2 separate regions of the Homo sapiens genome follow, and region 2 is linked to region 1. Evidence: chromatin contacts called from ENCODE Hi-C or POLR2A ChIA-PET data. All regions are on one chromosome and are shown on one strand. The core of a region is the stretch at or near the end of the contact, and the rest is flanking DNA. Distances in the headings are between cores, read along the strand shown.

Evidence for each region. A loop is a pair of places that touch in the nucleus more often than their neighbours do. ChIA-PET counts read pairs that join two places held with the same protein, here RNA polymerase II (POLR2A). Pooled maps may share reads with other maps.
Region 2: a loop to region 1 is called in a pooled map, with 5 times the contacts of the local background. The contact joins two enhancer-like sites. A Hi-C loop is called at or near these places in 6 of 50 pooled maps. POLR2A ChIA-PET finds 5 or more read pairs at or near these places in 4 of 52 experiments (B cell, OCI-LY7, activated T-cell and 1 more).

The regions. Positions count from the first base shown.
Region 1 is chr14:91,019,135-91,024,357 of GRCh38, forward strand. The region is part of intron 1 of RPS6KA5 (ribosomal protein S6 kinase A5); the gene reads right to left. Among named protein-coding and RNA genes, the nearest start is that of RPS6KA5, 39 kb to the right of the region's middle. RefSeq lists enhancers at 3,230-3,279, 3,290-3,409, 3,490-3,649. Within about 2 kb of position 3,542, at least 8 of the 41 ENCODE cell types and tissues checked have a DNase peak (open chromatin) inside an H3K27ac peak, as active enhancers do; they include B cell, where a contact is called at or near this core.
Region 2 is chr14:91,300,595-91,305,446 of GRCh38, forward strand. CCDC88C (coiled-coil domain containing 88C) reads right to left here. Exons shown (of 30, transcript NM_001080414.4): 20 at 3,107-3,384. Among named protein-coding and RNA genes, the nearest start is that of GPR68, 58 kb to the left of the region's middle. RefSeq lists silencers at 2,609-2,668, 2,829-2,988 and an enhancer at 4,693-4,852. Within about 2 kb of position 2,862, at least 5 of the 41 ENCODE cell types and tissues checked have a DNase peak (open chromatin) inside an H3K27ac peak, as active enhancers do; they include B cell, where a contact is called at or near this core.

The sequences.
Region 1 (5,223 bases), core at 2,292-4,791:
AGATGTGTAAGGGTACCGAGCTGAAAAGGGGTAGACTTGTGGGAGTTAATTTTATGTGTCAATTTGACTGGGCCATGAGGTACCCAGATATTTGGTCAAACAAACACTATCCTGGGTGTTTCTGTGGGGAGATTGTTGGATGAGATTAACATTTAAATCAGTGGACTTTGAGTAAAGCAGATTGCCCTCTATAATGTGGGTGAGTGTCATCCAATCAGTTGAAGGCCTTAACAGAACAAAAAGACTGTCCTCTCCTGAGCAAGAAAGAATTCTTCAGCACAGTCTTCAGACTTTATATGCAACACTAGCTCTTCCTGATTCTACAGTAGAAGGTCTCCAGACTCAAATGGGACCACTAACTTTCCTGGGTCTCCACCCTGCCTGGCCACCATGCAGAGTTTGGACCTGCCAGTCTCCATAATCACAGGAGCCAATTCCTTATAATAAATCTTTTTATATTTATACACACACACATAGTCCTTTACTTACAATGATTCTATTTACAGTTTTTTTTACTTCATAACACTGCAAAAGTAATACACATACAGTAGAAACGGTACTTCTCTCACAATGCTTGGCAGTAGCGGTAAGCCATAGCTCCCACTCAGCCAGACATTTTCATCTTAGGATATTTTCAACTTATAATGGTGTTATCGGAACATAACCTCATTGTAAGTCAAGTAGCATCTGTACATACAGTCATGCATCACTTAACAATGGAGATATTGTCTGAGAAATGCATCATTAAGCAACTCTGTCATTGTATGAACACCATAGAATGTGCTTACTCAAACCTAGATGGTACAGCCTACTATACACCTAGGCTAGATGATCTAGCCTATTGCTCCTGGGCTACAACCCTGTACAGCATATGACTGTAAGGAATACTATAGGCAACTGGAGCACAATGGCAAGTATTTGTCTAATTAAACACATCTAAACATAGAAAAGTTACAGTAACAACACCGTATTATAATCTAATGGGACCACTGTTGTATAGCAGTCCATCACTGACTGAAATGTCACTGTGGCACATGACCATTTGTGTTTATGTGGGTGTGTGTGTGTGTGTGTGCATGTACACGTGTGTGTGTATGGCCCTCCATGTCCATGGGTTCCAAATCTGTGAATTCAACCAATTATAGATTTAAAATATTCAAAAAAAGTGATGAAACATAATGATACAACAATAAGAAATAATACAGTATAACAATAATTTACATACAATTTACATTGTATTAGGTATTTAAAGTAATGTAGAGATGATTTAAGGTATGTAGGAGGATGTATAGATTATATGCAAATACTATGCCAATTTATATAAGGGACTTGAGCATCCACAGATTTTGGTATCTATAGGGGATCCTGAAACCAATCTCCTATGGATGCTAAGGAATGACTGTGTGTGTGTGTGTGTGTGTGTGTGTGTGTGTGTGTGTGTGTGTGTGTTTATATGTGTATGTGTATGTATATATCCTATTGTGTGTGTGTGTGTGTGTGTGTGTGTGTGTGTGTGTTTATATGTGTATGTGTATGTATATATCCTATTGGTCCTGGTCTCTGGAGAAGCCTAATACATTATTACAGCACTTTTTCCTTGAGTATAAAATCCAGTATATAATCAAGTATATAATCAGATATTGCCTTTATTTTGTCATGTCTCTTAGGTCTCATTTCATCTGGAAGTTTCTCAATTTCTGTCTTTTAGGACTGACTTTGTTGAGGAATATTGTTTTTTATTTAAATATAATTTTTTGTTTCACTGGCACTTCATCATCATTCAGGTTATGCATGTTCAATACTTAGGTGATGTGTGCTTTGCAGGTATCCAAACCCGAAGCATACAACATCAGTCTGTCCCTCATTAATGACATTAGATTTATCATCCAGTTAAAGTGATGTCCAGTTTATCCACTGTATAGGTGGATAAAGCAATAGGGAAATAAAGCAATCCATAGGGACACATTTTAGGGCATGAAAAATACGCTGTTCTTCATCAAAATGTCCTATCTAGATTGAGCATTCACTGACAATTCTTGCCTGAACTAATCCTTACTATAATGGTTACAATGGAGTAACTTTCTGACTCTTCCACTTCTTCCAAGTTTATCAGTCAGCATTGCACCACAGAGAAGAGACCTCCCTTATTCCTGCTTAGATATCTACCTATCTATTAGGCTACTCATGAATCACCATTTTTTTCAATGCTTTAATACTCATTCTTGGTCAGGCACAATGACTCACACCTGAAATCCCAGCACTTTGGGAGGCTGAAGCAGGAGGATTGCTTGAGCCCAGGAGTTCAAGACCAGGCTGGGCAACACAGTAAGATCCGTCTCTATTTCAATTTAAAAAAATAAGCCAGGCATGGTGGTTCTCGCGATTCTCCTGCCTCAGCCTCCTGAGTAGCTGGGATTACAGACACATGCCACCATGCCTGGTTAATTTTTGTATTTTTAGTAGAGACAGGGATTCATCATACTGGTCAGGCTGGTCTCTAACTCCTGACCTCAGGTGATCCGCCCACCTCAGCCTCCCAAAGTGCTGGGATTACAGGCATGAGCCACCACACCCAGCCTTTCCCTAATCATTTTAATGCACAAGTTGTCCCAGATTTGGTCACTGGAAGCACTTTCAAAAGCCGGCTCTGTGTCCTGACATGCCCCCTTTCTTTACTTTTCTTTTTCTTTCTCTCTTTCTATTTTTGAGAACTTCATTTGTTCTCTTACAAGTAGCCTTGATTCCTTTTAATGGGAAATAAGATCTTATGGAATCTTAATAGAAACCAAGATCTGGGCATCAGGTATGCTGCTTGCTACTGAGGTACCTTGCCTTCTAGGCTCTTTCATGAACAGAGCTAGGACATACATATTTAGATCATATATTTATGCATATTTAGGTCATTTTATATACATTTAAATCTGGTGCACAAATATTTATGCTGTACATGAACTTATATTGTATACATATGTGGTATGCGTGTTTCATAATATTATAAGGAATGCCTTATTCAGTTGACTTGTAACCATTTGCTTTTAATTTCCTCATGCAGGAAACTATTTGAATGTGAAACTGACTTTAAACTTGTTTACTGATTGAAGTCATCCCAAATGAACCAAAAAGCATATAGCCAACTTACTCAGAACAAGAATATGATGTACAAGAATAATGATCAAATTGAATGGTGAAACCCAAATATTATAATGGGGATCCAATGGAATGTGAAGTATATCAATAATGTCCATGTCTCTACCTAGTATGAAAGCCTGGTCTGCTACCCATCACTAAACCACTTATGAAACAACCTGTCTGCTCACTTCTCTGTGTCTTTCCAATAAATATCAGAGTGGCAGCAACTAGAGGATGGTTGGTGGCAGTTAAAGCAGAAAAAAAAGGTTGAGCATCTAAGAATTCAGGTCCTACCTCAGTTTCCTACCACATTTTTAGACTGGAAATAAATGCCTGAATTTGAAAATGTTTACATGGTTTGCATGGTTTCTGATTCTGTTTCTGTGTGTTACATTTCAAGGAACTAGATGTTTGCTATGACTTCAAGTGAAATTGAAATTGAAACTAAAATCGGGAACAAGTATGCACATGTACTTATGCTCTTGCATACTTATGTAATTACAAATATATATTCAATATAATTTAAGATTTGTGTACTACTGTCCGGGCGTGGTTGCTCACACATGTAATCCCAGCACTTTGGGAGGCCGAGGCAGGCAGATCACCAGGTCAGGAGTTCGAGACCAGCTTAGCCAGCATGGTGAAACCCCATCTCTACTAAAAATGTAAAAATTAGCTGGGCATGGTGGCGCACGCCTGTAATCCCAGCTACTCAGGAGGCTGGGGCAGGAGAATCACTTGAACCGAGGAGGCGGAGGTTGTAGTGAGGTGAGATCACGCCACTGCACTCCAGCCTGGCAACAGAGTAAAACTCTATCTAAAAAAAAAAAAAAAAAAAAGATTTGTGTACTACTCTTCTACCTATGGGCCCATCCTTGTTCCTTAGTCTCAGCTCTACAAATAAGTATATTAAGTGCTCACCATCAGGTTGTTTTCTCAATCTGTTTGGATGAAATTCATTGTCTAGTAGATCCTCAGGGAGACTACCTGTGTAGGGTATTCTCTGAGCTCTTGAGTGCTCAAATTTTTTCTTTTTTTTTTTGGAGACAGAGTCTCACTCTGTTGCCCAGGCTGGACTGCAATGGTGTGATCTCCTCACTGCAACCTCTGCCTCCTGGGTTCAAGCGATTCTCCTGCCTCAGCCTCCCAAGTAGCTAGGACTACAGGCGTGCACCACCATGCCTGGCTAATTTTTGTATTTTTAGTAGAGATGGGGTTTCACCACGTTGGCCAGGCTGGTCTTGAACTTCTGACCTCATGATCCACCCACCTCGGCCTCCCAAAGTGCTGGGATTACCGGCATGAGCCACCGTGCCCAACCTCAAACTTTGTTTTATAGCCTTAATCTTGAAGGCAGTTAGTTGGATATAACTCTTGCTTTGTACTTTCTTTCCCTAAGTTTCTTTAAAAAAAAACCACCAACACAAAGTTGCTCCAGTGCTGCCTTGCTTTGTATGTCACTTTTAAGAAGTTGGATGCCAACCTAACTATCCTTCCGTTTATAATTTATTTTATCTTTTTGCCTAAAGCCCTGAGGATTTTTTAAAATATTAAAATCTAACAATATCACTCAATATTGAAGTCTAATAGTATTAATAGGATATATCTCAGAGCTGTTTGTTATGAGAACTGATAATTGTATCATTATCAATTTTCCCCAGTACCTAGTAAGCCATTTCAATGTGTATACTCAAGTCTTCTTTTATTCTCAGAATTACATTTGCTGAATAATTTTTCTTCTTTAAGGACTCCAGTTCTACATGTTACATTTTCTTTGCCTGTTCTCCATTTCAGCCACTTTTTCTCTGACATTTTTTCTTTCTGTATTTAATTAAGTGTTCCCCTGCTTTTCTTCAATGCCCTTATTAAATTTGTATTTAAATCTATTCTTCCTTGGAGAACTTGTAAATATATTCATCATTTCTGATACAATTCTGTCTTTTCCTTTTTTTTCCCAGAATCAATTGTCATTGTCATTTTTTTTCCAGAATCCATTTCCTCCCTTTTCTTGTCCATTTCTTTCTTCGTTTTTAATACCTGATTCCAGGTGTTATGTTTCTCTTTTTATATCATCTAATGCTTGTCTCAGGACAT
Region 2 (4,852 bases), core at 1,612-4,111, 280 kb after region 1:
AGAGGCTCACCCAGGAGCTGCCAGGGACTAGTTGTCACATACACACAGCAGCTCTCCTCAGGCGCCTTAGCCACAGCCCTCACCGTCCCCACAACTTTCTCCTTACCCTCAAGGCTCTAATCTTCTCCAGGCTCTAATCTATCTTTGTCGGCTGCACTGGCCATCTCTTGGGGGGCAGAGTACAATGATGTAGCCCCATAGGTCCCGGCCCCTCCCCTTCCCAGCCTGTTTCAACCTCGTGTGTTCACGGGTGACCCAGGATCTCCTAGCAGACTGGAAGTGTTGAGAAGTCTGAGGCACAGTCTCCTGATCTTTCCCATTCAGGCAAATTCTTCTCTACAGACCCCTTCCTGAGTGTCTCACACCCAAAGACAATCTGACAGAGGCTAGCCAGTGTCCCTGGGGTTTCTGGCCTTTCTCTTCAGGACTCCACTGCACCTTGTTGGAAAAGCACATTAATCAAGCATGTCTCTAACCATTAGCAATGACCCAACTGTAGGGCAGAAACTTTATAACTCTTACTCACCACTGAATCCCCGTGTGAGGAATGACACGTAGTGAATGCTTGTTAGAGCAATGAGTGGGTGAGCGTCTCCGATTTTAGTGTCAAATGAGAAGAAGAGAAAACCATCATCCTTGTGTGCCATGTACCTACACTCCTAAACCTGTAGCCCTGCTGCAGACACAGCAAGGGAGCCTCCAGTCATCTGTCCAACCAGCAAAAAGCACTGAGTAACTACCACATGCTGTACTGAGCAAGGACCTGCAGGGAAAACAACAGTCCAGACTCCACCTGCCAAAACCTTTGCTCTCTGAATGCACATTAAGAATACAATAAGGGGTCAGCACGGTGGCTCACGCCTATAATCCCAGCATTTTGGGAGGCCGAGACAGGTGGATCACTTGAGGTAGGGAGTTCAAAACCAGCCTGGTCAACATGGTGAAACCCCATCTCTACTAAAAAATACAAAAATTAGCCGGGTGTGGTGGTGCATGCCTGTAGTCCCAGCTACTTGGGAGGCTGAAGTAGGAGGATTGCTTGAAGCCGGGAGGTGGAGGCTGCTGTGAGCCAAGATCGCTCCACTGCACTCCAGCCTGGGCGACAGAGTGAGACTCCATCTCAAAATAAAGAAAGAAGGAAAGAATACAATACAGCATTATTTAATACGACATAACATAACACTAAGAATAAGGCACGCAAGTGCCTGGTGAGTGCTGGGCATCATGCTAGTATCAGACTTACACGAATGCTTCATTAGTTTGTCAGCTGGGTGCAACTCCTACCATGTCTAGACACAGCACCACGTACACAATAAATGTCACACAAATAACAAGATGGGTGGGGGAAGACGAGGGAGAGATCAAAGTGAAAAGAGGCAGAAGATGCTACTTTAGGCCGGAAGGAGTAGTCTTATAGTTTCAGATGCCTCAACAGCCCCTGAAGGATGGAGATCTGGATGGATAAAAGGGGTGAAGAACTCCAGATAGAGACAAAAAGGAAGCACTTGGCAAGTGAATAAATGAATGTCATCACCACCCATGAACCCACAAGCATCATCAGCGCCCGCACAAGGCTTTTGTGATTCAATGACATTTGTGGCTCCTGACCGTGGAGATGTCCTCCCCACTCCCACCTTGAAGAACCAACGATCACTTAGCCATGTTGTTGAGGCGGCTCCAAAGGATATACCATCAGCAGGGCCATTTCCCAGGCAAAGGAAGTAGATCTTGCTCCCTCTGTTGTACTCCAAGTACCTGAGAGCCTCTCTTTAGCCATGTCTCTCTCATGCATCAGATTCAGGTGCACATCACACCTGCCCCTCAGACTCTGGAGAGCAGCATCCTACCTCTCCTAGCCCTCCCTGGATCCTGCCATGCCCTGCGCAGGTGCCTGGTACCATCACTGATCAGCAGGAGACAGAATCCCAGCCCAGATTGGCTGACTTAATGAATACAAAACCCAAGACCATGAACTGTCAAGAGTGCAAAGTTAAGATGTGTGCATTTCAATGTAAGTTTTACCTGTAAAAAATGGGGTGAGGGTGTGGAGAGTGGGAGGTGCACATGAAATGAGAACAGCAGGACATAAATGACTGTCGAGAGTGCATGATGCATACACAAGAGTTTCACTATATGATTCTGCTTCCTTTCTATATGTTCGGAAGTTTCCATAATTAAAGGTTAAAAATGAAAAAAAGCAAGCGAGACCTTGATATGAAAGAGAAGAGCTGGGAGGCCAGAGAAGGCATACCCCTACAAACGGAGCCGTGGAGAATTCCCTCCTTATTTCTGTTTTGGGGAGAAAAGAGACAGAAGAGAACCCTTAGGGATCAGGGCCCCAAAGGCCCACTGGAAATAGTAGAGGCATCCCCTTCTCCACACAGGAGCCCCTCTTACTACTGTCTTCAGTTGCACAAATTCCAAATTGCTAAAGGTAACGTTTATTTCCTTCCTTTTGGGAAAGCTCAGGTGCCCCAACAATGGGAAGCAGCTGGCCAAGAGATTTCCTGCAGGGGAGGTCCAGGGAAGTCCCAGTCCTCCGCGCAGCCTGACAGACTCCCCAGGCCTGGCCTCAGGCCCCGCTGCAGGCCTACCCAGGGGCCCCACCTCCACCCTCCTTCACCTCCCCTCCCCACACACCCTGCCTCTCCCCCGGGCCCTGCCCACTTCCCCAAAGCCCTGCCTCTCCTGAGACCCTCTCCTGAGACCCCACCTCTGCTCCAGGCTCCACCTCTCCTCCAGGCTCCACCCTTCTCACGAGGCCCCCGCCTCTCGTCCAGGCTCCACCCATCTCCCCCAGTCCCTGCCTTTCCCACAGGTCCTACCCACCTCCCCCAGACCCCGCCTCTCTCCAGGCTCCACCTCTCTCCCCAGGCTCTGCCTCTCCTCCAGGCTCCACCCCTCTCCCCAGGCCCCACCCCTCCTCCAGGCTCTATCACTCTCCCCCAGGTCCCACCCATCTCCTCCAGGCTCCACCCATCTTCCCCAGGCCCTGCCTCTCCCCTAGGTCCCACCCATCTACCCCAGGCCCCACCTTTCCCCCTGGGCCCAGCCTCTCCTCTGGACTCTACCCCTCCCCAGATCCCCTTCCTTCCCCAGGCCCTACCTCTCCCCGAGCTCCTTGTGCTCCAGCTCCAGATTCCGATGCAGTGTCTTTAGGCAGCTGTGCTGGCGGATGAGGGCCTCGTACTCGGCCGATTGCCGCTCGTGCAGCGTGCCCAGGTGCTCGTGGTCCTGCAGCAGGGCCTCGTAGGCCGCTGTAAGTTGCTCCTGCTGCCTCTGCAGGCTTTCGTTCTCCGTCTCCTTGGCCGTGTGGTGGTTCTGCAGCAGCGTGTACTGCGCGGTGAGCGCTGCGCTCTGGGAACTCAGCGTGGAGTTCTCCACCTGCCGAGAGGGAGAAGCGCGGCGTGGCGCAGGCCCCACAGTCAGCGAGGAGGGCTGGGGAGCAGGTCAAGTGCTCGAGCAGACACGAAAATAGCCGGGACCCTCAGGGCAGAAGACCCAGAGGGTACCCAGGATGGCTGTTCCAGAACTTAAGCAACTGCTGTGGGAAGGGGACTAAACCGCATAGACGGGCACTCAGAGGGTACTTCAGTCCTGAGCCACTCGCCACAAATGTGAGCTGCTGGGGCAGATGATGTCCTTTCCCTGGATAACTCCCTTGTGTGCTGTGCCCTCTCTGACTATTTTTTAAAAACCTCTTTTCAGCTGACTGTGGTGGCTCAGGCTTGTAATCCCAGGACTTCAGGAAGCAGAAGCAGGAGGGTCACTTGAACCAAAGAATTCAAGACCAGCCTGAGCAACATAGTGAGACCCCATCTCTACAAAAAAAAAGTATTTTTAACTTAGCTGGGCATGGTGTTGTATGCCTATAGTCCCAGCTACTTGGGAGGCTGAGGCAGGAGGACTGCTTGAGCCCAGGAGTTGGAGGTTATAGTGAGCTATGATTGCAGCACTGCACTCCAGCCTGGGCGACAGAGTGAAACCCTGTCTCTTACAATGAAAACAGAACCTATTTTCTAGAACAAGTATACAGAATATCTGTAAATAAGGATATAGAATACCTGAACAATACTATCAACCTACTTAACATAATTGATATTTGTATACCTCTCCATCCAACAACATCCAAAATCATCAGAAAACTGAAGAGGAGGGAATACTTCCCAAATCATTTTATGAAGCCAGAATTACCCTGATATTAAAACCAGATTAAGACTGTAAGAAAAATTCAAAATAGTAAGTCAATATACTATTTTCTTGTTACCAGAACAAATTCCGATTTCTTTGCCAAACAGTTTCCTGTTGATTGTCCTTGCCCCATAAGATACATATTTTCAAACTTTTCTCAGAAATTGCAATAAAAAGCCAGGTGTGGTGGCTCACGCCTGTAATCCCAGCACTTTGGGAGGTGAGGTGGGTGGATCATTTGAGGTCAGGAGTTCGAGACCAGCCTGGCTAACTTCGTGAAATCCCATCTCTACTAAAAATACAAAAATTAGCCAAGGCACAAGAATCACTTGAACCTGGGAGGTGGAGCTTGCAGTGAGCCGAGATCGCACCACTGCACTCCAGCCTGGGTGACAGAGTGAGACTCCATCTCAAAACAAACAAACAAAAACTGCAATAAATAATTTATTTCCCCACAGTCTATAGGCGATAAATGAAAACAAGCATCTGAAGTGGCACACAACCTAGTTCTGCTTGATGCTCTCAACAGTCTGGGAGCCACTTAATATCCTACACTTCCCTCTTAGAGATTAAAAATTCACATTAGCTTAAAAAGAAAGAGTTCTGCCAGGTTCTACAGTAAAGAAACCTGGTTAACTTTGTTAAACCAAGCTTAATCCTG